Regions from separate parts of the Mus musculus genome. Here regions 2 and 3 are each linked to region 1. A link is a loop called in an ENCODE intact Hi-C map of the cell type or tissue named here. Cell type or tissue: left cerebral cortex. All regions are shown on one strand. Links, peaks and the distances in the headings refer to the core of each region. The heading gives the core; the rest is flanking DNA. Region 1 holds the start of Utp25 (UTP25 small subunit processome component). Region 2 overlaps Syt14 (synaptotagmin XIV). Region 3 overlaps Syt14 (synaptotagmin XIV).

The links. A loop is a pair of places that touch in the nucleus more often than their neighbours do. Peaks named below come from ENCODE experiments on the same cell type or tissue, not always from the same donor. Only the 100,000 strongest peaks of a DNase experiment are listed, where the experiment ranks them.
Region 2: it touches region 1 in a loop (2.2-fold over the local background); 4 of 42 quality-filtered maps call a loop at or near these places.
Region 3: it touches region 1 in a loop (2.5-fold over the local background); 4 of 42 quality-filtered maps call a loop at or near these places.

Annotation. Positions count from the first base shown.
Region 1 is chr1:193,126,105-193,136,638 of GRCm38, reverse strand. Utp25 (UTP25 small subunit processome component) reads left to right here and starts at 6,388. Exons shown (of 12, transcript NM_145415.2): 1 at 6,388-6,595; 2 at 7,109-7,148; 3 at 8,093-8,372. The coding sequence starts at 6,489. In left cerebral cortex, for the core only: a CTCF peak has its summit at 6,314 (motif pointing right); DNase peaks (open chromatin) are centred at 6,024 and 6,336; H3K4me3 peaks cover 1,851 bases; H3K27ac peaks cover 1,280 bases.
Region 2 is chr1:192,896,595-192,907,128 of GRCm38, reverse strand. Syt14 (synaptotagmin XIV) reads left to right here. Exons shown (of 8, transcript NM_181546.3): 7 at 5,188-5,377; 8 at 9,509-10,534. The coding sequence ends at 9,822. Among named protein-coding and RNA genes, the nearest start is that of Gm39746, 28 kb to the left of the region's middle. In left cerebral cortex, for the core only: a CTCF peak has its summit at 1,761; no DNase peak of the experiment used is centred there.
Region 3 is chr1:192,910,583-192,921,116 of GRCm38, reverse strand. The region is part of intron 6 of Syt14 (synaptotagmin XIV); the gene reads left to right. Gm39746 (a long non-coding RNA gene) reads left to right here. Exons shown (of 2, transcript XR_865900.2): 2 at 1-6,076. Among named protein-coding and RNA genes, the nearest start is that of Gm39746, 14 kb to the left of the region's middle. In left cerebral cortex, for the core only: CTCF peaks have their summits at 7,892 (motif pointing right) and 8,808 (motif pointing right); a DNase peak (open chromatin) is centred at 9,404.

The sequences.
Region 1 (10,534 bases), core at 5,138-7,637:
TATATATATATATGAATTTGTCATGCAGTGGTGTCTTTGAGACTTGGTTTCTGTTGTTCTAAAAATCTTAAATGCATCCCAAAGGACCAAGTATTTGTGATACTATCAGAAGATGGTGGAAACCTTAAAAGTTGGGAACTAGTGGGATACCTTCAAATGAAAGGGGTCTGTCCTTGAAGAGGACAGAACCCTTTCCCCTATTTTGCTCTCATCCACCCTGACTCTGAGATGAAAGGGTTTGGTATGCAACAAGCTCCACTAGAAGGTGCCTCCTCCTCGAAGACCCAGGAGTAAAATGCCCCAAGGGCCAGAGACTTCCCAAAATGTGAGCCAAGATAACTTTCATGTCTCTGTTACAAAGAGTCTGACAGAGGCAACTTGAGGAAAGAACGATTAATTCTTGCTCACAGTTTGGGGGTGCAGTCCATCATGGTGAGGAAGCATGGTGGCTGGAATGTGAGGTGGTCAGCTTGCGACTGCCGTCAAAAGCAGAGAAAGGTGAATACTGGTGTTGGGCTCACTTTCTTCTTTTTACTCAGTCCAGTACCGTGGCCCATAGGATTGATGGGCTCCCCATTGTGGTCGATAGGGTAGCAATGCCTTTACTCTTCATAAGTTCTTTTCTAAGGCTTATTTTTATTTTTAATCCGTGTGTGTGTGTGTGTGTGTCCATGCACATACATGTGCATACAGTTGCATGTATCCATGTGCATTCATGTGGGGAAAAATATTGCATACCTTCTAACATTCTTTGTCTTATTCCTCTGAGGCAGGGTCTCTCACCAAACCTGGAGTTTGATCTTTCAACAGATGGAATGGCCAGCAAGCTCCCAGCACCCAACCATTTGTCTCTGCCCATATCTGGTTTTTATGTCGAAGTTGGGGATTGAGATTCATTCAGGTCCTCGTGTTCTCAGCTCACTAACAGATCTTCCCTGACTGTTCCTCTGTCTCAAGTGTGAGCTCCCTTAGGCCAGGGACTTTATCTTTTGCATAGATTCTCCTGCCTTCCACATATATGCACAGCACAGTGGTGTGAAAACGGTAGTTACTGGGGCTGGAGAGATGGCTCATTGGTTGTGAGCACACGATGCTGCTCTTGCAGAAGATCTGGATTTCGTCCCCAGCACCCACGTGGTGGCAGATAACCAGATAACTCCAGTTCAAGGGGATCAGGCACTCTCTTCTGAACTCCATGGGAGCCAGGCCTGCCTGTGATGCACATGCCTGCATGCAAGCAAAGCACTTCAACACATAAAATAGAATAAATAAATCTATTAAAAATCATGAACCACTCAGCCAACAAATAACTTATGAGTCCAGTGGCAAATATGGAGTGTGGAAGTTATCTAGTATTGAACATGAGATGTGGTTTGTATCTGGAACACTCCAGTCCAGAGCCCTCCATCTCAGTCCCACTGCAGACCTTTTTTTTTTTTTTTAAGAGGAATCAGTTAACAAATGTGGACCAGCGTCACCTTTCCTTCTCTTCTGAGTGTTCCAGCTTGATCATCACCTTAGCTCTTCCTCTTCTGCGAAGCCTCTTGAACCAGCAGGGCCCCGAGTCTCTGTTTTCAGGGGTCTCTGTATACAGGGCCCTGAGCCTCTGTTTTCTGTGTTGCAGTAAGTGATTTCGTTTGCTCTCTTGCTCATTTCATTTTTTGTTGCTGAAAAAGACAGACTACCTGAGAGTGGGCAATCTGTAGCGGAAGGAGTTCGTTTGACACACTGCTGGAGAGGCTGGAGACTGGGAGCGTGAGTCTGACATCAGGCAAGAGCAGGATACGGCTCAAGAGGCAGCTGCGCTCTGCAGTAACTGTGCTTTCACGGTAACTGATCCAGTCCTTCAAGACCAAGAACTCATTCACTCCATGGAGAATGAGCCCAGTTTCCTGAGAGCAGGGTGAATCCCACCATAGAGGGCAGAGTGCTCATGAGCCCAACACATTGAAAGGGCCTCGCAATACCTTTACACTAGAAATCAAATTTAACATGGGTTTTGAGGAACACAAGGCATAGTGAAGCCACAGCAGCCACCCTTGTTTGGCAGCCACTTCCAGATATGTGTGGCTTCCTAGCTTCCTGAATCTCTCCTTAGGCTCCCAGGTATCTGGCCTCTTCCAGGACTTTTATACCTGCAATGCTATTTGGAGACTCTAGGCTAGCATGGGCATCCTGCATGCAAGATCTCTGAGCCCATGGGGATAAAGGGAACACACTTGCTTTCGTAGCTGTGGAGAGCTCTGCCCTCAGGTATTCATGCACCCCATCATTTGTAACCACATCCACACAGTGATCAACACCATTAGTGTGAACATGGTTGTTCACAGTTTACCAACTAACAGTAACATTCTTTCTTACAGTTACCTATAAAAACCTCACTCCATGCATCTTCTGTCCAGTCTCCTCCTTACTTAAGAACTTCTCTGTTCTCTCCTTCAGGCCTGAGTGACTTTATCCTGTGAGTTCCTTTGACCTTTTATGCATCTTTCAGCCTACAACAATGTAATGATTTACAAATGGTTTTATCTCTCAATTTGGGCTTGAGATCTTCCAAAGGAAAGCCTGAGATTTGAGCCTATCAAGCCCTGGATAGGAAGTATTGTGGTGGCAACATCGTAACTCCCTCCTGTTAGATAATCAAATGAGTATCTTGTGCTATGTGTACTTGGGAGTCCTCACCAGAAAACATGGACAGCAGAGTGCAGTTACACAGTCCTACAGCAGAGGGGGCTATGCAAACTTGAAGCCTGTCCTTAACATCAGATAGACAAAATATTTTCCTTTGTAGTCTATATCTACTGGTAGGTTAATGTCCAGAAAGTATATTTATTTAAGGTCACTGACTTTTAAAAAGACAGACCACCTATAGCTTGTTGGGAAGGGCTCTATGTGCCTGTAATCCCAGAACTCAACCAACTGAAACTGGAGGATTTTGAGTTCAAGGACAATGTGAGCTACCTAGGATTCTGTCTCAAGAGATGAAAGTAAAAAGTCCTTATATTGCAGGCTCTGGGTACCTGTTAGGAATAGAAAAGGAGGAAACACAATCTTGTTTTCTTGAGCTAACTCTCCTGGGAAGAAACTCTGCGCAGTGAGTACTGTGAAACCCAATGGCAGCACAGACTGAGACATATAACCTTAAGACCCTATTTATAACCCACACGTCCTTGCTCATGTAGTCGGTGGATGTTTGGTGAATGGCATGATTGATAGATGCTCATCCTAAGAGTAGAGAGCCGAGACTTCTAGCCAGGGCTCCAAGTATGCTCATTTTCCAACACAGAGTGTCCCCTGAGGAGGCTGGTGTGGATCTTATCCTCGCTTTAGCTGTACGCAATGCAGTTGGCAGGAAACAGGTGATCAGCAAATGTTTCTGAGTGAGTAACTGAGGTTATTTCATAATTTTGTGAGTTGATGCCAATAATTTCTGTCAGGACTCTGGAAAGGTAAGATGGGTCTGTGTTTGAAGGACATTTGTATAGTGATTTTGTATGTAGGAAAATGAGTCTTAAAGGACCAGGAGGGCCCATAAATGCATATATATTCACACACACACACACACACACACACACACACACACACACACTTTCCCCATAGTCTTAACAAACTAGGAACTCAGACATCTAAATTGTTCCTTTGATCTTTGATGGCTCGCTCTCTGATGTGCTCTTGTGTTAACATTTTATTTATTGTGTAGTGCTGTGTGTGTGTGTGTATGTGTGTGTACAAGTGGAAGTCCCAGGTCAACATTGGGTGTCTTTCTCAATCATTTTCATCTTACTTTGTGAGTTTGGTTTGGTTTGGTTTGGTTTTTCAAGACAGGGTTTCTCTGTGTAGCCTTGACTGTCCAGAACTCCCTCTGTAGATCATACAGTCTTTTACAAAAGTATACTAAAATATTTACAGATTAAATAATTATTACAATTTGCTTCAAAATTTGTAGGGTGTAGAGCAATAAATGTAAAATGGGTAGCCTTCAGGGAGTAATTGCTGGGGCTGATGGGTAATATCAAGGCTGATGGGTAATTGTGTGAAGCTCATGGGTGTTCCCTGAGGCTCATGGGTAATCCCTGAGGCTCATGGGTAATCCCTGAGGCTGAGTAGCAGGCCTGTGAAGTCTATCATATCTTTTTGTCAAGTTTTTTATTTATTGTATTTGAAAATTTCTGTGGAACTTTTTTCTTTTAAATTATTAAGCCTTCCTGAGTATTCTGAATGCTCTTTTCTTAAAGAATATTCTTGCCCTTTACCCACCTCACTTCAAACAGCCCAGGAACAGTAACTTAAAACCCACTAGCATTTCTTTGTACAGTAACATAGAACTCACTTCCTGAACTACTGTTAACTCTGAAAAGACTTTGAGTTTGAATACATAAAAGGATATCCTAGGGGAGAGAAATGAGTTCTAAGAGTAGAAAGAGAGAAAAAAGGAGGGGAAAAACCTGTCTTTATTAAAACTTCCCAGGTATGTGTGTGGGGGGGGGAGGTCATGTGTATACATGTATGTGCACATGTGTGCTCATAGAGAGCTTCCACAGAGGTATAGAGACAATGGCTAAATTCTTAACCGTCAGGTTATAGTCACATAGGCCCTCCGTCAACCTTATTGAAGGTGACTATCAATACTTTGAAAGAAAGGGACTTCTTTTCCAATAGTCAGCAAGCCAATGCTGAGACTACTTGGATGGAGATAGGGTGAATTTTTGCCTAAAACTGGGAATAGTCTAGATTTGCATGCTGGAAACCACGTGAGAGCAAGAGTCACCTCAAGTGCTGGAACCTTCAGCTTCTGATGAGATCTCTGGAAGAACACGAAACTGCATGTCTGGGGGTGTGGGGTAGGGCCCTTGGGGTGCAGTAAAAGGAGAAAAAAGTATGGCTTTTATTGGTTAGAGCCAGGTTACACGGTCACCAGAGCCATAAAACCTGTGAGGACACTTTGCAAACAGCCTTTTGTTTATCTAAGTGACTATACCTTTCAACTAGACAGAAGACAGATGTCTATTAATGAGTTCCTAGGCCAGGCCAGGTGCTGGCTACCACCCTTTCTGTTTGCATGGCTTTTGATACTTTTTTGCTGGGGGGGGGGGGTTGTCCCCCACCACCACTGGCTTTCCCACTCCCACCCTAATTATTAGTAGTAGATGACCCTGGAACAGAGGGCGGACAGGTGGACCTGAGTAAACCCCTACTCTTCCACAGAAAGATGTTTCGATGTCTCCAGTTGTGCTTTGAGTCTAAGCTGGAGCTAGTACTTTGTTTACATTGAACCTCGGTTAGTTTTGAAGGGAAGTATGTCTTTGTGTGGTGTCAAACAGCCTCACCTATTGCTGTGTGTCCTTGAAATACAGGCCTCAGCTATTTTTGTTCGTTCCTTTGTTTATTTAGAGAAGTTGGGTCTTGTTTTATTTTCCCTGGGTAACATCAAATTCACAGAGATCTGCCAGCCTCTGCTTCCCAAGAGCTGGGATTTAAGGCGTGTGCCACCATGCCCGGCTCAATTTTATTTTTTAAGTAAAGGTCTCTAACACTTCATTCTCTTGCCTCGGCCTCCCGGGGACTGAGATCACAGGTGTGAGTCACCACTAGTTTATTTGCTGTGTGGGTTTGTTTTGCTCAGTGTTAAAGATCAAACCCCAGGATTTGAAAAGTACCTTGGCTAAGCACCCTACATATGAGCGAGCAACGCCCCTGGCCCGTTTAGGCTATTACTCACACTCAGGCTAATACACATCAACTTTAAATGTACAGTTTCACTCGTTTGGGTGATAACACATACAAGATCCTACTTTATCTTGTGTGTTTCTGCTTTTGTTAAAGAAGCAATGTCAGGAGAGGATCACCTCACATACTCCCAGAGACTAATGAATGATCTTTCTTGCTAAGCATCGGTGTCTGCATCTTTCTCAACAGACTGACTCGCTAGATCCGTCTGGACAGTGTGCCGTTAAGTGGGGTGTGCGGGCACCCTTAAGCGATGGTCCTTATTCTTCTGAGTAGCATTCAACCATTTCTGCTAGCATACATTGACATATCAAAGCGAACCACGCGGTTGTGGATTTCGCTTAGTGCTTGAAAACCAGTGCAAGGTCCTGGGTTCAGTTCTTAGCTCCTGGGAGAGGGACAAAGGACCACCAACCTCGTCCTCCTCAATTTTGGAGAAAAAAAAAAAAAAAAAAAAGGTAAAAGATAAGCACAAAGCAAGCCACTCCATCCCGGAAAGACAGCCAGTCCCTGCAGCCCTAGGAGCTGGTGTTCCGATCACGCATGCGTAGACACGCCTATGTGCTAGAGGCGCTCCGGCAGGGGGCAGTATAGCGACCAGAGGGTGTAACGCCTGTCGTACTCTCTGGGCGTAAAGCAGCTTTGCTTTACGGCTCCCGCCTCCGCCGTAAAGCCAGCGTGCCCACGTGCGACAGCGACAACTTGCCACTGGGAACCTTGTGTTTTGTTTGTTTGTTTGTGGCGAGCTTGACGTTTCCGCTATGGGCAAACGCCGGAACCGGGGCCGCAGCCAGATGCTCAGCACCATGACCAAGAAGCAGAAGAAGCACCTCCGCGACTTCGGCGAGGAGCACCCCTTCTACGACAGGTCGGGGTGCGCGGGCCGCCGGGAGGGCTGGTTCCGGCCGAGTTGAGCCGGGTCCGGTCGGTGCAGGACGGGAACCCCGCTGCGGAGGTGCGCTCTGCACCGGGACCTGCTGAGACCGCGGGCCGTGCTGCCTGTCATCCGAGCACGCGCGGGCTCAGGCGCGAAATCGCAGCTTAGCCCAGCCAGGGCCGCGTAAGGGTCTCCAAAAACAGGACGGGAGGTCGGGAGATAAAGTTGGCCCTGAGAGGTGAACCCCGGTGTGCCGTTAAAAGCCAGTTTCTGACTTATCCTTTCTTAAGAGATGTCATTGAGCTCTCTTGTCTGTTACCCTTTTGTCTGCTGATCATCTCTGCCCTTGTGCATGCAGAATTTCATTTTTTACACTGACTGGATATTATCCTGTATTGGACATTTTTTTTTTTTTTGGTATTCATTTAAAGCAGAATCATTATGCCTTTTCGTGATTGTTACGAACTAGCAGCTAAAGTTTAATGTTATCTATTTCTATTTTAGGGTTTCCAAGAAGGAAGCCAAGCCGCAGATTTGTCAGCTGGTAATGCTTTTTTTCTTTATAGTAGTTGGAATTGGGTTGTTACCTTTAAGATTGGGTGTAAACGTAAAGTTTGGTTTGCATCCCCGTGTTTCTCTGTTTTGGGTGTGAGCTGTGATTTTAGTAATGCTACCCAATTGGTTGTAAGTGATGGAGACAGCTGTAGAAATTACCATGTGATGAGAGAGGCTATGGTTGGAAACTACCCCATGACACTGTCTTAAGTTCTGTGGAAGGGGTTCATCAGAGTGCTGGCTCCTTGTGCATGAAAGGCTTCACACAGTATAAAATGGACAAGGGGCCCGGAGACTCAGACAGTGACACTTGCTTGTAATTCTCCTCTTACATCATGCAACATGAAACCTGATGTCTGAGATGTAAGTTAAAACTCATAACCTGAAATTTTGTTTGAAAAGTCAGTTTTCTTTCCACGTGCAGCTGATGTCAATTAGAACCATAGCTTGGTTAACTGTTTTATTTAAGTTTCATGCCCGGCTTGGTTCAAGAGATGAGACTGTAATATTTGCTGAAAAGCTCATAGGGATTTTTGTTTTGTCTGTGAGTTAATGTATATTCATTATACAAAGTAGCGGGTTTCCTAAGGACTTTTCCAGTCAAAATTATCTGATCGTATTCATTTCCTTCCTTTGACTGTTTGTCTTCCATCTCTGCTCATCCCTTTCCTCTTCCCAAATTCTTGTCCTTTTGATTTCATGACTTCTAATTTCTTTTAAATCTAGTTTCCTTGTGCAAGAGAAAATATTACTTGTCTTTAGTCTGACTTATTTTTACTTCCTTATCACCCATTCTATCCATCCCCTTGCATGTGATATAATTTCCTTCTTTGTGGTTGAGGAAATTCCACTAATATGTATTTCTCACATTTTCTTTCTTATTTTTATTTTGACAACAATATATATATATATTAATTTCTCATTTTTCTTTAGCCAGAGAGTTCAGATTCTTCACATTCTGAAAGTGAATCAGAGAGTGAACAAGAGCACGTTTCAGGGTACCACAGACTGCTTGCTACATTAAAGAATGTTTCTGAGGAAGAGGAAGAGGAGGAGGAGGAGGAGGAGGAGGAGGAGGAGGAGGAAGAGGAAGAGGAAGATGACAGTGCTGTAGGTGATGCAGAAATGAATGAGGAAGCTGGCAGTGAGGATGGCAGTGTGGGAGAAGCTGCTGTCTCGGAGGCTGCTGAGGAGGCTGCTGAGACACAGGAACGTAAGTGCCTGGGGCCGGCCTGTCCTCTTCATTCTGTGTTGTGTGGGCTGAGTGAGAGCATGTGGTTCCAAGGCAGAGATTCAGCCTTGTTGGGTTGGGTTAGCTTTTGAGACTCTGATGGGAACACAGGACCCTCTCATCAGGAAAATGCTGTTGGCTTACTCTTTGGGGGACTTGTAACCTCCCGTAAGACCGCTTGGCGTATCAGGGGGACATTATGTGGTCACTGTGACAGCTCAGTTCACTGAAGAGGTTGTTCCGCTTCAGTAAGAGACCAGGTTTGATGGGAGGTAGACATAAAAATACAAACTTTCATGTTGTAGATTTGTTTATATGAAGCAGCTGGAGAGGAGATGAGGCTGCTCTCACTGGGTCCTTAAGGTGACTCTGAGAGGTACTGGGACTGAGAGCCCAGAGAGACTCTGTCTTAGGGCTCAGATGCACCGCTAAGTGATCTTCTGTGCCTGGGAATCACATCCAGGGTCTTGTGTATGTCAGACTGAGCTCGTCTTTTGAGTTACGGTCTTACTGTGTAGACCAGGCTGGCCTTCCGCTTACGATCCGACTTCTGCCCTGGAATACAGGTGTATACCTGTGAAGGAAGGCTTTCCGCCTGTCCCCAGATCTCAAATGACGACTCTGAGACTTAGTTATGAACAAGTGCCTAGACCATAAGCTTGGGCTTGTTCTCCGACAAGCTCATAACTATATGCCCCTCTAGTCTATAACATGCGAGCCACGTGGCTGGTTAGTTACTCCTCAGAGTCCGCTGGTGGAATCACCCTCACCTGAGTAGCTCCCAGAGTTCTTCTCTCTCTACAGAACTCTTACTTCCCGCCTTTTTTACTAGGCCATCATTTTTTTACTGACAAGTGATGCTTCCATACTGTACATAAGAGAATCTTTCTACACACCCCCATGCCTGGCTTTTTTTTTTTTTTTTTTAAATCAGCCTCATTAGAATATGTTTATATGCAAACAGAAGGCAGCCTGGGCTGACCAGGTGGTTCACTGGGTAAAACCTCCTGCTGTAAAAGGTGACAGCTTGAGTTAGAGTTCCGGAACCCACGTAAAGGTGGAAGGCAAGAACCAGATCCGGGTAGGAAAAACTAACTAATAACGAAGTGTACCTAATTTCTATATGCAGTTTGAGCTTTGACAAACATGTACCTTCCATGACCTACAGAGATGCCTATCCTTTTGCTGGCACTGAACTGACTCTGGTCGCTGTAGACTGGCTGTGCCCATTATAGAAATCTGGAAACATGGTTAAACACACAGCCTTTTTGAGACAGGCTCTTACTCTGTAAACCCAGCCTTGAGTTCACTGTGTGGCCCACAGTCATGACCATCCTCCTGCTCCATCCGCCTTCTACCTCCCACCTCTCAGTGCTGGGATTGCAGGTGTGTAGTGCAATGTCTGGCTTGTGTCTATTTTACCTTTGTGCTATTGTTCTTAATAGTTTGCTTTTAATTGCTGGATATATGTGGGTGACTTCTATATCTCACTATCTCAGTCCTGTTATTCTTACAGTCACTTCCTTTTTTGAGAGAGTATCACTATCCCTAACTGGTGGCCTGGCATTTGCTGTATAGGCCAGGCTGGCCTCAAACTCACTTCCCGAGTACTGGGATTTAAGGTGTGCACTACCATTCCTCATTCCTCCTAACATGGTCTCCATATTCCCTCCATTCCTCTGTGATGCTGGGCCTCATACATGCCAGCTACACACTTTCCCACTAAGTTACATCCCAGGCCTTTATTCATTTAGTCATTCTTTCTTTTCTTTCTTTTTCTTTTCTTTTTTTTTGGACAGGGTTTCTCTGTATACCCTTAGCTGTCCTGAAACTCACTCTGTAGACCAGGCTGCCCCCAAACTCAGAAATCCGCCTGCCTCTGCCTCCCAAGTGTTGGGATTAAAGGCATGTGCCACCACTGCCAGGCTTTCTTTTCTTTCCTTTCTTTCCTTTCTTCCTTTCTTCCTTTCTTCCTTTCTTCCTTTCTTCCTTCCTTTCTTTCTTTCTTTCTTTCTTTCTTTCTTTCTCTTTCTCTCTTTCTCTCTTTTCTCTCTTTTCTCTCTTTTCTCTCTTTCTCCCTTTTTTGATTCTAGCTAGGGCCTTGAGCATGATAGGCAAATAAATTTTTTTTAAAGATTTATTTT
Region 2 (10,534 bases), core at 373-2,872, 220 kb after region 1:
ACCCTTGCCCCTCCACTCTCCGTGCTGCTCTCCACTTCCATGGAGGCCATGCGTTCACCACCTTCTTAAAGGTGGAATGCAGAGTGAACCCTTGGAGGGACAGCCCTGTCTAGGATCTAGGATCTAAGTGATCTGTGTTACACTAAGGCTGACTTGGCTAGAATGTGATCATCGAGGATCTCCACACTCCACACACACACAGCAATAGGTATCCTCTCAGCGATAATATGGCCAGAGAGGTGTTTGTCCCCCCTCAGGCATTCCTGGAGATAGTGTGGCTGGGCTGACAGGCATAAGTTCACATTTTGTTCTAACAGATGCTACTGGTACCACAGCCTAGTGTAACAAATTTAGCAAGTGTGTTCAAGCATGTTTTTGACACCATTTTCAGAAGTGATGATATTGCCTGATTGAAACTAAGATTGTATTTTCTTTTCCAACTGTCAAGAAAACATACTAAATGATATGGAGTTTTACCCATGATTTAGGAATATAAAATATATATTTCTTTTGCCTCCTGTTCTGATTTAGAGGTATATTTGTAAAACAATATTTTATATTCCTGAAGGCTAGATCAATTAGTTAGTTGAAATGTGTGCTCATTCTTCTTTATTGCTTACATAGCCAAGAGTAGATTTAAATGTGAAGATTTATCTAAAAACATTAAAAAGTTTTAAAGTTAAAAAATGTAAATGTATATATATATATATATATATATATATATATATATATATATACACACACACACACACATCTGTATGTAAATATGCCATAGTGCATGTCTGTGTGTGCATGTACACAGCTGTGTGTCATAAGTCATTTTCTCCTGCCACCTTTTAGGGTCCATAAATTAAACTCAGATCACCAAGTTCCCACCCAGGAGCCACTACCTTCTGAGCCATCTCTGGCACTAAAAATCCTTTAATTATGTTGTTTTAATAAGTAGCCTTTCTCTTTTCCTCCTCCCTCCACCCCTTTCTCTTCAACTCTCTCCCTTCCTGTCTTTTTTTTAAAGATTTATTTATTTATTATATGTAAGTACACTGTAGCTGTCGTCAAACACATCAGAAGAGGGCATCAGATCTCTTTACAGATGGTTGTGAGCCACCACGTGTTTGCTGGGATTTGAACTCAGGACCTCTGGAAAAGCAGTCAGTGCTCTTAACCACTGAGCCATCTCTCCAGCCCCTTCCTGTCTTCTTTTATCATGCCATTCATTCTTCCCCTCTTCCATTCCTGTTCTAACCCAGGAGGTCCCTTTGAGAATCTTCAGATAACATTCTGAATGTTTATTCTACCATTGTGTATGTATGTTTGTCTTTTCCTTATATCAAGCAATCAAGCCTTTTTTCTTACGAAAACCCCAGTACGCTTTGAAAAGGGTAAAAAGCAGAAATGATACCACCCATTTGTCACAAATGTATATATACAGGTAAAATAAAAACAAAGCCATTGCCCTGGATCACCCGTCACACCCCTCTAGAGTTAACCATATTTTGCATGTGTATAAATCACTTTCTTCACTGAATTACCACCCACCATACTTCCAGTGGACTAGAGTTAGTTTGCTAGATGTCCTCCGAGTTGTTTGCTTTGGGCTTGTTTTTAGTGCATACAACTATTTTACTGCTGTGAGGTACACCATCAAATGAGCTTACCAAAACCCCATTGTCTGTCCTCCATTTTGGTCGGGGTGAGGAGTGCCTCCCTAGCGTTACTCTTTCTTGTCTCTTGGTGGCACTGCATACATCTCCAGTGAGTATATATGTAGGAGTGGGACTGCAAAAGTGTGGGGGCAGGTATCTCTGACATTTTTTATACTATCTGCTTACACTCCCACCAGAAGAAGACGATGGTTCCCCTTCTCTGTGTCCACACCATACTAGATGTTCTTTTAGCCCATGTGTTTATTGTTCCCTCCAGGTTTGAACTACTGACACTAGGAAACTGTAAAGAACTTTTTGAGATTTTTATTAGAATTATATTTAATCTATTAGATGACAGGAGGAGAACATTGCCAAACAGCTCTCTAACACGTTCAGTGAGCTTCTCTGGTAAACACTTTTCATTTGCTTGGCAATGCTCATGCTTTCTTTAGATGCCTTTCAGGATAGCATTCCACGCATTATGTTCATTCTGGATATTTTATGTTTTAAGCTGCAGTTAATGCTTATGCTTGTTTTCTTTCGTTTGATACAAGATCTTACGATGTAGCCTTGGCTAGTGCAGAACTCACTGTGTAGACCAAGCAAGTCTGAAACCTGAAGTCCTCCTGCTTCAACCTTCTCTGCAGTACTGGAATACGAGCATGAGCCACCATGCCCATGTCTATAAATGCTCCTTTTTACAAATTTTGTTTTCAGGTGTGTTGCTGATGTGTTTGCAATTTTGTTTTTCAAATTTCACCTTTTGTGCAACTGCAGTTCTTCTGTGGATTTGTTCAAATTTCCTTTGTACTTTTGTATATTAGACAGGCTTACCCATTCATCTTACAATGTAAGACTCTGACAAGCCTTAGCTACCAGGGACCCCCTGAGTGAGCCATGTTGAACTGGGGATCGATGCAAAAGCAAGAGGAATTTATTGTTCCAGTGCTCTGGGGTCATCCTGCATCCAAAGGAGAGGTGGTGATTCTGGGAAGCCCATTTGGAGAGTCTTTATAGTTTCCAGGAGTGGAATAGAGCATCAGTAACTAGACACAATATTATTGACAGAACAGTGCACCCTTTAAACTGATTGGTAATGAGGTAGTAGAGGCTTCAGCCTCTCCCTTCCAGCCTACTTGCTCCACCAACCTTTTCCTTCTGGAAGGGGAGGGATCTCATGTTCTGGGGCCGGGTGGAATTTTCCAACAGTCTTTAGTTAGCTGACCTCTTCAACATTATGATGGCTTTAATTTACTTTGTTGGTGTTTATTAAGGCTAGGACCTTCACTGGCTGTGATTTCTAACCTACTGAGTGGTGACAGAAATTAGAAATGGTTAACAGTTTCAAAGGGGAAACAAGTTATGAAAATTTTTGAGACTGGGTCTCATGTATGCCAGGGTGGCCTGGAGCTCACTGTGTAAACAAGAGTGGCCTTGACTTTTTCTCATCTTTCTGCCTCTACCACCTGAGGGCTGAGATTACAGGTATGTGCCACCACATCTAGCTTATGTGGTGCTGGAGACTGAACCTAGTGCCTTGTGTGTGCTCTAGCTCCATCCTCCTCCCCCAACCCCCACATACACTCACACACACACACCCTGTGCAGATCTATTTGTAAAGTGTGGTATGTTGTGCATTGGTGGGTTTGGTTTGTTAACACTTTCTTTAGGAACTGTAAATCTAGATTGATGAATGAGTGAGTCCTGTGTTGTACCCTTTTTATGTCTTTCCTAAGCTTTAACTCTAAGGGTGTGTTAGAGTCATGACACAAGTGGAGTTAAGGATTGTTTCCTCTTTCCTGCCTGAAAGTGTGGGGAGAGGATTATCACCAGTTAAAGTTCACCAGGGAAGCTATCCCAGCTAAAATGTCTTATTTTGTGTTTTTATTTTTAAAAATCTTTTTAACTACAAGTTCAATCTTAAGTAAGATGGTTGCAATATTCTGTTTCTTCTAGTGTCTCTTCCATTAGCTGTCATTCTCTATGAGTGTGTCCATTTCATCCAAATTTCAGATTTGTTGGGAGTTGTTTGTGCTGCTCTCTTATGAACTCATGGTCTGTAGAATACACAATGTGCTCGCTCTCTTATTGGCATTTCCAGAAATTTATCCATTTTTGTTAGTCTTTTCCATTTTAGTTTATTATCTTACTCTCATTACTATTTAGTTTCTCAAGAATCACTTAGAACATATTCAAATATATTATAGGTCTTATATTTCTATTTGGTCAAAAAAATACATTATGGAATTTCCCTCCTCTGAGCTTTGCTGTTACTTCTTGTTACTGTAAGGAAGGCTTCTGCTGTACTGCTGGGCGGCTGTGTTGTGCACTGCTGCACTGCTGGGCGGCTGTGTGGTGTCCTCAGCTTGAGCTCACCTCTATGATGTGTAAGTCTCTCACATCCTCTCCTGCTCATCCACTCAGTCCCTGAGGGAAATGTGCTGCTGTGCCTCCAGAGAGAGTCTGCTTTGCTTTCTGTGTCTTTAGCCCACATTATAAGGTGCACATGAATCTGGGACTTTTCAGTTTCCTAGAAACTGAATGTGTCGTCATTGTTGAGTGTACTTCTTTACCTCCAGTGATAGTCTTGTCTCCAAGGAAACGGACACACAGCTACAACAGTTTTCTTTTTGGTTATTGCATGCCTAGAAAAGTCTACAATTTGTTTGCTTTTCTGCCTCTCTGTTTTAGATATTGCCGTAAAGTGGCAGATAGTTTTGTTTATTTATCTACACGTGCCAATCTTTGTCTTTAAGAATATAGTTGAGATGTTTAATGTAAATAAATTCACATCCATGTTTTGAGATTGATAGTTCTTATAAAACAGTCTTTTAACTTCAGAAAATACCTCATTACCATGTGTAAGCTGAAGAAATTGCTTGAGCTGTTAGGATGGTTCTGTGGGTAGAGATACTTGCTGCCAACACTGATGATCTGAGTTCAATCCCTCGGATCCACATGTTGAAGGGAGAAACCAGCCCTGCTAGCTGTCCCTTAACTTTCACATACACACTGGTCACATGCATTTGTGTGTGCATATATACACACATGCGATAGATAGATAGATAGATAGATAGATAGATAGATAGATAGATAGATAGATAGGCAGATAGGCAGATAGGTAGATAGATATGAATAAAGAGAGTTTTAAAAGAAGTTTCTTTGATTTGTCTACAAATATGTAGGAATATAGAAATTTCTCCATTACTTGACTGAAATGTCTACAGACTATTTGTAATTGAGTGTGTGAGAGCATGTTGTACACCTCCATCCTTGTCTTTCTAGTGACATAACTTCAATACACACAGCATTGCCGTTTTACTGCTTTTGTTTGTTGTAGAGTTTGGTGGTCATGATGTTTGAGACAGAGCTTCTGTAGCTCTGGCTGGCCTGTAGCTTATTGTGTAGACCAGAGAGGGTCCACCTGCCTCTGCCACCTGAGTGCTGGTGATAAAGGTGTGGCCCACCACACCCAGCCAACAATACACTTTATAATCTGTGTTTTGTAAAATACTATAACAATTTCATATTTGCTCTACAGGGCTGTGACTCTCAGGTGAGCTTGTCTGAGGCATCCTGTGGTGACAGTACATCCTCCTGTCAGTCTCTTCAACATGGCTCTGTTCCAGAAATCCTCATTGGGCTCCTTTACAATGCCACCACTGGAAGACTATCAGCAGAAGTGATCAAAGGCAGCCACTTCAAAAACCTGGCAGCAAACAGACCACCCAGTGAGTGAAAAAGAGTTATTTTTATCTTAATGTTTTCGGCACTTAGGGGACTCATATCATTTTAGTCTTAACCAACCACAATGAAACACTGAATCATCAGCCAATCTGTTTCGTGTTTTCTATTTCCAGTCATTTTGGGAAGAGGAAAATGTGAAACCCAAAATATTAATTGTATGGTGACAGGAATTTTAATTTTTCATAGTGTCTGCAGAATAAATTATCCCTATCATAGCCATTATCTTTTAATGCCAGAAGAAGTTACAGGGTTTTTAAAAGTAACTACTATTCACAATATTAACAGAAAAGTATATAGCTTTTGTTAGCTAAAGATTAATGTTTTGTTTTCTGTCTGCGTGCAATACTCTGAACTAATGTAACTACTTCTGTATTTCTTTTATCCTTAACACCTCATGAAGAAAGTAGTTCCTCACAGTTTGTTCTCCTTTGAAATTATAGGAGCTACCGATGTAATTGAGTGGTACAGCATGTGCTTAGTATGTACAGTCCCTGAGTTTTATCACCAGCACCATAAAAAAGGAAAATTTATTATCCTACACAGAACAAACAAATGAAAAACATCGCTCCACAAGCTAGCAAGCCTTTTCCCTCCCTTTCCAGTACAAACAAAATCAGGACAGCGTTTGGCCTAAGTGACTGGGGGTGGTCTGTGGGAGTGAAGCCCATTTGTCTCTCTCTTCTCCTCTTCCATCTCTGTGTAGTGAGGATGAGAGTAAGTTTGGGGAGTGCAGAGAAGTTGTCCCTACTCCACTCCAGAACTGTTGATGGCTGTGAGCCAGACCTAAGTGGGGAACAGAACAATTTCTCTGTATTTCTGTAAATTAAACATGTTCATGACCTGGACTAAAGCTTTGAAAGGAAATTGTAAATAATTAATAGCTTAAATTTGTTTACAGATTTCCCAGAGACTTTCTTAATACACGCTTACTCAGAGTGCTAAGCATAGGGGGAACTTTTCCTATTCTTTATATTAACTTTGCTTTTAAATGCCATAAAATTCATTATCAATGCAGATGAAACATCATAAAAAGATAGTTGATTTGTAGCAAGAAATGTTGGCAAGCTTACTTTATACATCGTAGAATGTGCCTGTCCCTAAATCGAAAATTCTGAAAGGCAAGGCTGGAGAGATGGCTCAGCAGTTAAGAAGCCTAGCTGTTCTTCCAGAGAACTCAGGTTCAATTCCCAGAATCCCAATGATAGCTCACAACCATCTAGAACTGTAGTTCCAGGGAATCCAATGCTTTTTTATGTCCTCTACAGACACCAGATACATGTAGGCAAAACACCAATACACACACACACACACACACACACACACACACACACACACACAAAATGAGATTGTTAAAAAGAAAAATCTAAAGAGAAAAAAAAATCCCTATAGACAAATGGTCTGACCCCACAAGTCTGTTTCTTAATAGGTAGAGTTAAGGTCTTACAGGGTAACTGTGAGAATCAGACCTGAAAAGGGTACATAAAAGTAGAATTAGTACCATCCAGTTTCTCGTTTCAAAGAAAAAAACTGAGTGTGTGAAAGAGCGTTCTGAGAACAAACAGGCTGGAGAGTCTGGCTTGATTGTCTTTATCCAAACACACTGAGAATCTCTCCATGGAGGGCTGGAGAGAACCTGAGTAAGATTTGCAGGTGAAGACAGATGAGCTCATGAGGTCATGACAACCACAGGTGTGCACACCTGACCACAAGTCACAGATGCCAAGACAGTGTCGCACTGCAGCAGGAGGCAGAGCCATGCTTGGGGTCACACTGCAGCAGAAGAGAGAACAGAGCTTGGGGGTCACCTTGGGGCATCAGCTGGAGACAGAAGAGACCTTGGGATCACACTGAGCACCAGCTGGAGACAGGGCAGAGATTGGGGTCACAGTGGGAGTACTGGCTGACTTTAGCTGGCAGCTCAATAATTTTTGACAAATACTTGATTAGACACATATCAAAAAGTAGCAGAGTGAAGTGATATGATGATATGCAAGAGAGAACAAGGAGACAGGATGAAAACGGAGCAAGAGGCAAGGTTACGTGGTAAACATGTGAAGCCTGATGGGCACCTACAGCATGAAAAGAACGGCAGCAGCTGCCATTAGTTTAAAATTAGACCTTCAACCACAGCTTGATTAGTGGTGTTAGCTAGGAAGTCACTAGTATGTAAATAAAGCCAACTTTTAAAATAATGATATGAAGGTAAAGCGTTTATAAATGACATGTAAGATATTTGCAGAATTTAAGACAATTGTACCATCATGTCCTAAATGGAAGATGGTAGCCCTTCATTGACACGTAGGGTCTAAGCTGTAAACTGCTGTAAGCCATATAACCTCAAATTCCCCCCAAGAAACAGGAGCAGTACTCAAAAGCAAGTATTATGATTTACATAACTGAATTCTTGATTCTATTGGAAGTAATCAGAATATTTCAAATCCTAAATATTGCATGGGTAACATTAAAATGTAGCACAATAACTAACAGTGACCCTGTAATGATTGTATTTGATCCTTTATAGCCTGGTAGCTTGCATGATTCTATATGTTCAATGTGCGAAGAAGATACCATTATAAATATATCCCCCTCTGAAAATGGTGTAATTTTTGTTTAAGATTACACAATGATGGTAATTTTTTTTTCATTCCATGAAATTTACAAAACAGCCCTTTGTTCAACCCTCTCCCTGGATTAAAATGCTAAAGTTTTATGTTTTTCCACTCAAGTGCACAGTGTTTCCTCTTTAATTCTGACCTTTGACCCTCTTTCACCCAACGATTGACATCTGGTCATTATTTCTTTTACTGCTTTCCACCCCCTGTTGTCAGATGGACTGTTCTGTTGTCTAAAACACTTGATAGGTGGACAGGTTTATATAATCCGAGGTGAGTTCCTGTAGAGGCTAATTGGATGTTGTCTTTTCATGCAAAAACAAAATGCCCTAAAACTTGCCAGCAGTGAGACTGTCCACCATGTTGGTTTCCAAAACAATGCACATTTTTATCTGTGGTATTTTAAATAAAACTAACTTAGACTTTATCTCTGATTATGGATGATGGTATTCAGAATATCAACAAATAAGCAAAACTTTTTAAAATAAATTTTTTTATTTCTTTGTATTTTGATTTATCATAGAAATACGTATTTCATAAGATCTTTGCAATTATCTTTGAAATTATTTGAAATTTTGATATGAAGTACACATGATGGATCAACATGCTGAGATCATTTGCATGAATCTAACAGACTTGAAAAGTCTATTAAAGTGAGGATATATGTTCCATATCAAAAGGCCTTGAAGTGTTACATTTCACTTTGTACACTTAACATCATATCAGTATTTTTGTAATAGATGAAAATAATTAAAATACAATTTTTAAAATTTTACATTAAATTATGCCTGAAAGAAACCCAATAGTATTTAACTTACTCTCCTCAAACGCACATTAAATGTACTCTTGCATGAAACCAGAAGTAAGTTTTACTTGGTTTGCTAAATGTTGACCCCTTAAGGCATTTAGCTTCATTGGGACCCTTAAATGTTTCGATATATATTTAAAAACCACATCCATGCAGAGATTCTTCTGACATTTCATCTTAAGCTGTTTCAATGTCACCTTTGCATTCTTGTCTCCCTCCTTTCCTCCTCGCCATCTGCCTTCATTTCTGTTTGTTTGTTTATTCCTACTCTCTGAGAACACAGTGGAATGCTGTAGTGTTGTGGCTAATTGAGCTTGCTAAGTGTCTATTAATGCTATGATGTCCCGCTTAGTGGAGTGACTAGGGTGGTGATGGGCAGGGGAGGTTGTGGGAGGGCAGTGAGGGGCGGGAAGGGAAGGAAGGATTATGAGGTATACCTTTAAATTCCATTCCTAGAAAAATAGTGAGGCTAAGCCATTACTACTACCCAAGTATTTCCAGCCTACTTAGCATTCTCTGTACTTATTATATATTTAGTAAGCATTTACATCAAAATTGAGTTAGTTGAGTTTCCATCAAACATGGTATACACCATATCCTTATAAAGTGTAACTACCTTATTTTGGCATTTATCATAAGAAAACTGTCAGTTTGTTTCAAATGATATTTGTGGTGTGTTGGTTTTCTTCCTTCAGATACATATGTTAAGTTAACACTGCTGAATTCCATGGGCCAAGAGATGTCCAAATGCAAGACATCCACCCGCAGAGGGCAGCCAAATCCGGTGTACAAGGAAACTTTTGTTTTTCAAGTGGCCTTGTTTCAGCTTTCTGACGTGACTCTGATACTGTCTGTGTATAACAGGCGGAGCATGAAAAGGAAGGAGATGATAGGCTGGATTTCCTTAGGTCTAAACAGCTCTGGGGAGGAGGAGCTCAGACACTGGACTGCAATGAAGGAGTCGAAGGGACAGCAAGTGTGCAGGTGGCACGCACTGCTGGAGTCCTGAGGAAGTCGGAAGACGGCTGCAAGCCCAGCACTGCCTCAGAGGAGCCGTTCCCTGGAGAGTCCTCTTCAACACCCTACCACAACGCTTCACATCAGCGAGGGACCATCCAGTGCTGCCTGAGGGGAAGGAAGCTTTGCCTCTGGTAGAGCGAGCTCACATGAGAAACCAAGAAACTTGTGTCCTTAATGCTCAGCAGCCCTCCAGAAATTGAATTGCATACTCTTTATTTGAACTTGATTTTCTTAGTGAAAGAGCTAGGAATTCCGTGGAGATTGTGGCTTTAAACCAGAGTTTCCATTGCAGCACTACATATCATCACCCACATGCTGTCCATGAGACATCTCTATGGCCAGTCCTTGGGTGGATCTCAGTGAGCACTCCTGTCTCAAGGTGAAAGCTCACTCACACTAATGATACTTTCATTTCAGATATGCTCTCTCTGTGCCTCAGCCTTCATAGTACTAAGCCAAGTGCAAAATTCCCTGAAGAGTAGTTTAAGGTTGGTTTGTTTGACGTTTGTTTCTTTACCTCCTTTGTTTTTTCTGATCCAAAGAGACCATGTTCTTATGGTCCCTTGCAAACCTTTATGACTGTCCTGCAGAACTTCATAACTTTACGTTCAAGTCCTTTATGTACCATGTGTCCCAGAGTAGAAAATGGTAAGAGCAGAGCTGTCATTTGGAATTGCTTTCAGTGGTCAGTCTTTACAGCT
Region 3 (10,534 bases), core at 7,862-10,361, 220 kb after region 1:
TGAGTGGAGGTGCATGTGTGTGCTGAGCATGTTGGCAGCTGGTGACGGTACTCAGGTGCTGCCCAGTGTTTGAAAGTTCACTGTATGGGCCAAGCTAGCTGAACCTCAAGCTAACAACCTCAAGCTAACAGGAAGCTGCCTATCTCCCTCCACCTCTGAGCTTACTGTCACTGGGATCGCAGGCTCAGTTTACCGTGACCGGCTTTTTATGTGAGTTCTGGAGATCAGATTGAGATCATAACATTTGCAAAGCAAATGCTTTATCAACTGAGCCATCTCCCAGCCTATTGCTGTTTTCCATTTGTTAACATCACCTTACATTCCCAAATACTACTTTGTCATGACAGCTTACTAGTTTTTTAAGGGTTTTTGTGCTATGCATAAAAGATACACGTGTTTATTGTGTTTTTGTTCTGATGCCTTTTTGCCATGCTCTGATAATTTACTCTCAAGGAATGAACTAGAAAATATTGTCTCTTCTTGTGTTTTGGGTTTTTTGAAGTTTTTTTCAATATGTGCTGATATGTTAGTGCAGCTAGAACAAAAGACCAAAAAGCAGGCCCCTTACAGCAGCAACTTTTTTCTTGATAGATGTTTGAAATTATTGTTGGTAGGTGGTGGTTCCACTGGAAATCAGATGTCAGTGCCTACACTGGCCTGTAAATGTGTCACTCTAGTCTGTATTGTATCTTCAGATGGCACTGTCCCTATATATCTCTGTGTCTGTTTTCTTTTCCAACAAGGGTGGCAGCCATATTGGACTAGGAGCTAACTTCTCTAACATTGGCCTCCCTTGGAAACACATCTTCACAAGTCTGCAAAGACTTTCTCACCAGCTATAGCAGATGTTAGGATTTGAATGTTTCTTTGTAGAAAATACATTTACTCTACAATGAATGGAGCTTACCGGTGAAGCCATCTGAAACAGGGTTGACTTACTGGGAAGTTTGATTGCCTCTGGTGTGGCATAGTAATTCAGTTTCTTACTCATGTATTCAGATTCCCTATTTCCTTTTAAGACATTTCAAAGCTTATGTATTTATAGGAATTTTTGCAATCTGTTTGAAGTTGTCTGATTCATTTAATTTCAGGTAATAGCCCTTACTAGCTTTTTTCTCAAGGTCATAATAATGCTCCCTTTTCAAGTAGAAAGAAAAGAGTGTAGTAGTTGTGCTGCTGTCCCTTACTTCCTGGGCCACGCCAGTTAGATGGTTGTCAGTTTTCCTCGTCCTCTCAAAGAATTAGGTTTTATTTTGTTGGATTTTTCTCTGTTGTTCTTAAAATGTCTTTCCGCTCCCATCTTTGTTTAAATTCCTGTTTTATTGCTTTGGGCTTAGTGTAGTAATTTTCTAGTTTTGTTTTGTGTTGCTAGAGAGTTTTGATGATTTGAGAACTGACTTTTTCTTAATAAAGTCACAAATGGCTATAAACTTCTCTGAACTGGTCTTTGCTGCATCTCGTACGGCGTATTTTGGTTTCATTTGTCTCAAAATACTAATTTACTTTAAATTTTACCTTTGAATCGTTATTTAATTTACATGCTTTTAAATTTCCCAAGTTTCCTTCTGTTAATGATTTCTAATTCAATTTAACTGTTTTAGAAAATTTAAGTGAGACCTGTTTTTTGGCCTAACCAGTTGTTTATTCTCATTTACCCACAGAAAGTGTCCCATAAGCCCCTGAAAAGAAGCTTCTGTGCTCTGCAGACAGATGCTACACAGGTGGCACACCGTGCCCAAGTCTACACACACAGGTAGCACACAGTGCCCAAGTCTACACACACAGGTGGCACATAGTGCCCAAGTCTACACAGGTGACACACAGTGCCCAAGTCTACACAGGTGGCACACAGTGCCCAAGTCTACACACACAGGTGGCACACCGTGCCCAAGTCTTCACACACAGGTGGCACACCGTGACCAAGTCTACACACACAGGTGCCACACAGTGCCCAAGTGTACACATACAGGTGGCACACAGTGCCCAAGTCTACACACACAGGTGGCACACCGTGCCCAAGTCTACACACACAGGTGGCACACAGTGCCCAAGTGTACACATACAGGTGGCACACAGTGCCCAAGTCTACACACACAGGTGGCACACAGTGCCCAAGTGTACACATACAGGTGGCACACAGTGCCCAAGTCTACACACACAGGTGGCACACAGTGCCCAAGTCTACATACACAGGTGGCACACCGTGCCCAAGTCTACACAGGTGACACACAGTGCCCAAGTCTACACAGGTGGCACACAGTGCCCAAGTCTACACACACAGGTGGCACACCGTGCCCAAGTCTACACACACAGGTGGCACACAGTGCCCAAGTGTACACATACAGGTGGCACACAGTGCCCAAGTCTACACACACAGGTGGCACACAGTGCCCAAGTCTACACAGGTGACACACAGTGCCCAAGTCTACACAGGTGGCACACAGTGCCCAAGTCTACACACACAGGTGGCACACAGTGCCCAAGTCTACACAGGTGGCACACAGTGCCCAAGTCTACACACACAGGTGGCACACAGTGCCCAAGTCTACACAGGTGACACACAGTGCCCAAGTCTACACAGGTGGCACACAGTGCCCAAGTCTACACACACAGTTGGCACACAGTGCCCAAGTCTACACAGGTGACACACAGTGCCCAAGTCTACACAGGTGGCACACAGTGCCCAAGTCTACACAGGTGACACACAGTGCCCAAGTCTACACAGGTGGCACACAGTGCCCAAGTCTACACACACAGGTGGCACACAGTGCCCAAGTCTACACAGGTGGCACACAGTGCCCAAGTCTACACACACAGGTGGCACACAGTGCCCAAGTCTACACAGGTGACACACAGTGCCCAAGTCTTCTCGTGCCTCTTGCTCTTCCTGTATGGGAAGAAGGAAGCATTGTTGACTTCAACTGTTATTGAAGAATTGTGTCTGTGGTTTTTCAGTTTTGTCAGTTGTTGCTTTTGTTTTTGGACTACATTACTGGGTGACATTTTTATCATTATAAGTTGTTAATCTTTGTCTCATATTAAATTTTCTTAGAATATATTTGGGCTGATACTGACTTAGCCACTCTAGCTCTCTTTTTGTTTATTCTTACATGATACATCTTTTTTACAATCAGTTTTTACTGTCACCTCATTGGTGTATTTAAATCTAACAGAGAACTCCTGTAGCTGTAGTACTATTGTGACATGTTGTCTGACACATGTTCTGCCAGTCCTTAACTTTTGGTTGGGAAGTTTAGTCTATCTACAGCTAATGTGATTGCTGATAACAAAGTCCCATATTACCATTTATTTATTTACTTATTTATTTTGTTTATTTCTTACTCCTTGTTTCTCTGCCTCTCCATTACAGTTTTATTTTGTGTGAGGTATGTTCTAATATGCTGCTTTATTTACCTTTCTACTACTCTGTTTTTCAAGTTATTTTCTTAGTGAGTTTTCTGGGAATTATAATTAACATCTTAATTTAAAATAATCTAATTCAAGTGAGCACCAACCTAATTTCAGGAGTATGTAAAATTTGCTTAGTGTGTGCCTCATCGATTTTCCTTCTCCATTTTTGCTGTTATTATCATACAAATTGCATCTGTATATATTAGAAGTTTATTAACAAATATTTAGATTTATTGCTCTATTCAATGTCTTTTAAATTGGATAGTAAAGAGTTATATTGGTTTTGCATTCCTGCCTTAACAAATTATGTAAAACATAAAATTATTTACCTTGTAAGCTTGAATGACATTAGTCCAAACTTGTCACCCAGGAATAGATTTCTTCTGGGAATTGCAAGAAAGGCTCTTGCTTTGTGTTTTCCTTTTTTGTTTTCTGCTCTTCTTCTTGACTCATGCTCCCTTTCTCCATCTTCTAATCCAACAGCAATGGGATTTTGACCTCACCCTGATTAACTCTGTATCCTGGCTTCTTCTTACAAAGGGAAGGGAGAAGAGGTGTACCTCTTATAAAGATACTAAGCTGACATCTAATGGTCAAGAGCACTCTCCCTTTGAACGGTCTCTCATCAGGTCTACAAAGTTGTTTTTTTTCCATAGAAGGAGGCAGTGCTGAGCTATGGTAGGAGATCAGGAGACCTCTGGCAGAGAAGAAATGGATGAAGAGTCTAAGTTGAGGAGAGGTGTCTTAGTCAGCATTTCTATTCCTGCACAAAAATTATGACCAAGAAGCAACTTGGGAAGGAAAGGGTTTATTCAGCTTACACTTCCACATTGCTGTTCATCACTAAAGGAAGTCAGGACTGGAACTCAAGCAGGACAGGAAGCAGGAGCTGATGCAGAGGCCATAGAGGGATGTTCCTGCCACATGCCCAGCCTGAGCTGCTTTCCCTAACTGCAGAAGAAGATTCCATAACCCCTTTCCTGTATTCTTCTTGACTTTAAAGCCAGAACCAAATGGCTATTGCAAACTAATCTTGGCTTACTGCTGAGAATAGAGGCTGGCCCCCTTCTTGAATCACAATTGTATAAGCTTTAATTTGATGGTGTTTGTTAGATGCAGAAAATTCCTCAGTGCTTTCCTTATTTACAAGTTGGAAGCTTAGCTAAGTGGGCTCTTGCCCAGAGGACACCATTCCCTGTATTCTGTTTCACACCAGGCCTTTCTTTATTCTTCTCATGTCTCAGCACAAGTCTTGACTCCAACTTTAAGTTACCTGGTGCGCTTTTTCCTTGTAAATCTGTGTAAGAGTGATTTCTAATAACCATGCAACCAAGTCAATACTAGGCTGTCTTGAAATCTCCTCTGCCAACAAAATTAATCCAAAGCTCTTCAGTTTAGCCTCAGCCCTACATATTTTTATGATAAGGACAAAAAGGTGCCTATATTCTTTGCCAAAATATCATAATGGTCTCTAACATGGTTGCTAACATTGTTTGCCCTAAAACCTCTTGAGTTGGGCCTCCACAGGCCACATTTACTTAACACTACTTTCCTCCAAGCTCCAGCTGGGATGTCCCATTAAGCCCTGCTTACAGCAATCACTTTCCTAGTCCAAAATCCCAAAGTCTTTCATATTTGTCAAAAAAGAAAAGAAAAAAAGGCAAAACAAAGCAAACAGCATAATTGGGCATTAAGTAGCAATGCCCCACTTCTGGTACCAACTTCTGTCTTTTATTTTATTTTATTTTCCTGTTGTTATGATAAGTCACCATGACCAAAGAAAGAGGGGAAAGAGTTTACTAGAAGTTTATAGTTTCAGAGGGCTTGAGTTCATAACCACCATGGCAGGGAGCATGGCAGCAGGCAGGAAGGCTGGTGCTGAAACTGAGAGCTTACACCTTGATCCACAAGCATGAAGCAAAGAGAAAGACACTAAGAATGGTGGAGGGCTTTTGAAGCCTCCAAGCCTAACCCTGTGACAGCTTCTCCCACACCTCCTAATTCTTCCCAAACAGCTCCACTAACTGGGGACCAAGTATTCAAGTAGATAAGCCAACGAGGCAATTATCATTCAGACCATCACAGATGCGATTCATCAAATTGGAATGTTTCAGTGATTATTTTTTGAAGTGTCTTCTGTACCTTCTGTTCCTTCCTCCCAGAATTCTGATATGTTGTGTTTGATGATGTTTCTCACAGGCCTCTGATGCTTTCTTTTCTTTCTGGTTGATTTTCCTCACTCTAGAAATTTCCTCAGTCTAGAAATTCTCAATTTCCCTTATCATCAAATTCAATGCTGTTCATCTCTCTATTGAATTTCTCATCTCAGTTATACTTTCCAAATCCAGAGTTTTCATTTGGCTTTTTGTTTTTTACAGTCATTTACATCTCTTTATAAATGTTCTCTATGTGCTGAAGTGTACCTCTCATCTTTAGCAACAGTTCCCTTTAGCAATTGGAGCATAATTAAAAAGGTCTTGGAGAGATGGTTCAAAGACTAAAAGTGTGTGGTGTGCTTGTAAAGGATCCAAGTCCAGTTCCTAGTGTCTAGGTTGCTAACAACCGCCTGCTACTGAAGCTCCAGAGGATCCTGGACCCTCTTAGCCTCTGTGGTTACTGCACCAGTGTATACAAATCGACATACATGCACATAGTTTTTTAAAAAGATATTCACAGAAGAAAAATAGAATGTCTGATGGCAGTCTTCTTCTTAAGTCCACTTCTGGCCTTCCATGGTTTCTGCTGCAGTTATGCTGTTTTGTTTTGTTTTTATGTTTTATAACCTTTTCTTGTTTTTAAAAACAAAGTGGAAACTTGAGTGTTATAAAAGACTACATCTATAAATCAGCCCCATCTCCCAGTTTATTGTTGATTTTTTTCCTCATTATTGCCACTTTATGCTTGAAGATATATTAATTCTGTAAAGTATTATCATGTGCAGTTGCTGCACTCTGGTTATATTGGCAGTCAGTTGCTATTCCCTTAAAGTCCTTGAATCATTAATTCTCCCAGTATTTGATGGGCTGCGTGTGTTGTGATCTACCTTCCTATGTCCAGTTTATAACTGCCTTGACTTTCACTTCCTGTATGTACCGAGCCTCAGGGTCAGCTGGAGTTGAGGATTAGGACATCCTAGGTCCTTTCTGGGTGTGTGCATAGCCTTGAAGCTTTTAGGGCTTGTTAAATTATCTCATTTTACAGATTTTCTTTCTCATTCTCTTGAGCCTTCTATTAGCCTCATAGCTACAGCATTTAATAGTTCCAGGAATTATAACCAGCCTTTTTCCTGTTGTGACCACATGGCTCAAACCAATTAAGATGGAGTCTGAGCCTCGATCGTAGAACCTTCCTGGAGTCTGAGCCTCGAGCGTAGAACCTTCCTGGGAGCTGGGAGACAAGCTGGGTCAGGACAGTTCTCTTAAGAGTGCTGCTGGCCATTCCAGCCTGTCCCTCCCTGCCAGTGTCTTCCCAGCTTGAGAGGCTTTCATGTTTGAAGATGGTGAACACGGGGGGGGGGGGGGTTGGCTAAAATTTCAATTCTGTGAACCTCATTGTTCTTATGGCAATTAGTTATTGTCCTTGTGAAAACACTTCTCAGACTGCTAGATTTTGGCTGTCTCTGAGTGCTGTAAAGGTTATTTTAACAGCTTTTATTTTTTTCTGAGACACATGATGCTTGTGTGGAATAGAGTACTTCAAGAAGCGCTTACCTGTTTCTGCATGAAGTGTTTGAGTAGAGAGAGGTGTGTGTCACCATCAAGGCCAGTGTTGTGGAAGTCTGGTGTCCTCACTTGGGCATGGGGATTGGTAAGCGGGGTCAGTAGTAGTCACCCAGTTAGGGAAGATCTGAGGAGATCAGATGCTTCCTAAACTCCTCCCTTCCCCCACTTCCCCCACACATAACAGTGGCAAGCAAGGAGCATAGAATGGGGCAAAGATAGATATGATGCCAATATGTTATGGAAATAACACCATCTGTTGCCTCATATAGTCTTATAACTGGGCAAGATAGTAACAAGGATTTCTATTTCATGATAGCAAGCAGCTAGAATCTCAGAAGGCAAGTGCTCTCAGTGGAAGAACTCCATAATAGATAGAGATGCTCCTAACTTCTTCTCATCTCTCACCAGCAGCTTAAACCTGCTGAAGATTTTGTGATGCATGCATTTGCTTTTTAGGATATTGTCACTGAGGCCTCAAACACACACTCCCCCTGCCTCTGCCTTCCAAATGCTAGGATTGCAGGTATGTGTCACCACACCTGCTTTAAGATATTTTCTAGACACTATACACCATCTTGAAGCATGTGTAGGCCTGCTGAGAACAGGAATTCTAAAGGGTGTACATGCCTGGAAGGCTGTGGTGCACAGCAGTGGAACCAAAGAAAGCACACAGCTGTTCTTAAAATTAAAAGTTTCTGCTAGAGATGAACCCCAGTCCTACCTGGGAAAGAGATGTGCTGGTGTAGATAAAGAGAACAGCAGCATGGTGACCACTAGGGGAAAGCAGGAAAGCCACATGATCTGGGCCTTGTGAGAGTTCATGCCCAGTTCTGAAGCAATGTTTCTATACAGGTCATTGGACACAGAGTCTGAGTGAATGTGTACTCCTCGTGGGATTAACTAATGAAAAGTAGATTTAAATGTGTTTGGTTTACTTTTTCCTTTTCTCCCCTCCCTCCTCTCCCCTCCCCTCCCTCCCCTCCCCTCCCCTCTTCTTTTCTTTTCTTTTCTTTTCTTTTCTTTTCTTTTCTTTTCTTTTCTTTTTGAGATAGGTTTCTCAATGTAGCAGTCATTGGCTATCCTTGAACTTGCTTTGTAGACCAGACTGGCCTCTAACTCACAGAGAGAGTGCTTCTGCCTCCCAAGTGCTGGGATTAGTGGTGAGCGCCACTACCACCCAGTGTGTTTGTTTTTCAAACATGATTCCTAGAGGAAAATCTCCCCACCTCTATTTGGTCAATTATATGAGACTGAAAGAGGATGCCCAAGATAGAGAGCTAATGCATGGAAAATGCTATTCCAACATTTTGAAACACCCAAGGTACTAGTATTCTTCTAACGTGGAGAGCTCAAGATCCAGGTGCTGCCAATTCAGTGGAAGAATTGAGAATTGATCACTGTAGAGTTGGGCCTAAGGATGGTTGAGCTTTCCAGCAGGTGTCAGCATTACTTTAAGCAGCAGCTTTAGGCTTCTGTGGAAGAGGATGGTTAGACTATTCCTTTGTTCTCAACATCCTGGGGTTAGCTTTTACTGTCTTGGAATATGCTATATTCTATCTAGAGTTGCATTCAATATTTTACCGTGTACATTTTTTTATTATGATCGTCTATGAAATTACTTACCTATAATACTAAGAAGCAAAAATTTTTTCCTTCACAGAAGACCCAAGAATTTTAAGGAGACTGGGTCAACAGGGGGCAGCACAATCTTAGGATATTTAAATTTTGGTCATTTGACCATTCAGAAACAAGATATAGATCCTGTGGTAGGGGCATTTTGAAGCATAGAATCCCTTTGTGTAAAATGAAATATGATTTATAACACAAAAAGCAGATAAAGTGATGTTTATTAATATATTACTTTATAGTACTTACATTAAACACTGAAATAAACTGAAAATAACGGACTTGCTTAAAAAAAAATTAAAGAAATCTTTCAGAAAGTGTGATGGCTGCCTTCCCATTTCCAATGAGGACATTGAACCTTAGTCTCTGGTCCCATGCCTGGGAGCCTGCCATTGCACACCTGTGGGTGACACACCTTAGTGTCACCGCACCACTGACAGTTCTGTTCACGGCTTTGGTTTTCGCAGTTCATCTTAGGGGAAACCCTGATTTGCATGGGTGGATTGCAAATGATAACTTCAACTCGTTATTCTGCAGTCTCCAAATATTCTTTCTTTAGGTAAATGGCAGGAGAATGTTTGTTTCATGGTGGCGAGGATAGCATATTGAATCTGTGATACAAACAAATGTTTTGCTGCTTTGTGATATGTGGGCAGGTAGTGTAAGGGCAAAGACAGCAGTAGGTGCAGCTGTTCCACACCCCTCAGGTAAACTGAAGCAGGAGGATGCTAACTGCTCACTAGCATCCCAGTGTGCAGCAGGCAGGCTCAGAAACCTGCCTCCCACATTTACTCACCAGGCACATTGCTCCTTCTCCTCTCATCCACTCATGTCCCATATTGTGCATATCTTCTATTTTAAATAGCTAAAGTCATATTTTAAAAATAAAACCCAGTAGAGTCCAGAAAGTACAGTTATGGGTAATAGCATTATCTAAAACATAAATAATGTTTCTAATAATAAAAATATGCTTATAACACAGATTCAGATAGTTGCATTTAAAACATTCGTTCATAGAAACATTCTGTGCATTTAAAATACACCAACTGGAAGCCAGAGATATGACTTAGCTGCTAACAGCATACAATGCTCGTGCAGGGAACCCAAGTTTGGCTCCCAGCAACCATGTCAGGTGGCTCACAACCACCTATAGTTTCAGCTTAAGGTACCTACATTCACATAGACAGACAGACAGACAGACAATTATAAAACTTTTTAAAATCAGTTTGAAAAGAACAATATGTATAAAAATAATCAGTTGTATCCCGCTATTTAAGTCCAGTGGCCAGTTTGAATAAGCTCACCCTCCATTGTGTCCAGAGGTCACTTCTGGAGGACAGAACTGTACAAATTAGCAGCTCAGCCAGTGTTGCAAATCTAAGAAAGGAAGCTTTTCATTTTTCAGGAATATGGTGGACCAGGAAGTCAAGTCCAGGACCCTAACCTTATAATAAGACCATGTTTTGTCACTCAGTGCTTCCCAGAAGACTCAACCAGTGACCAAGTAGAACCCCCAGTCAGACAGCTCAGTGGATAAAGTGCTGCTCTGCAAGCGTGTGAACTTGAGTTCAGATCCCCAACACTCCTCCAGTGATATGGGAAGTAGAGATAGGAGATAGCCTGGTGTACACAGCAGTGAACAAGAGACGACCTCCTCCTCCTCCTCCTCCTCTTCTTTCTCCTCCTGTTCCTTCTCCTTCTCTTCCTCCTACCTTCCTCTCCTTTTGGTTTCTCAAGACAGAATTTCTCTGTGTAACAGAGCCCTGGCTGTCCTG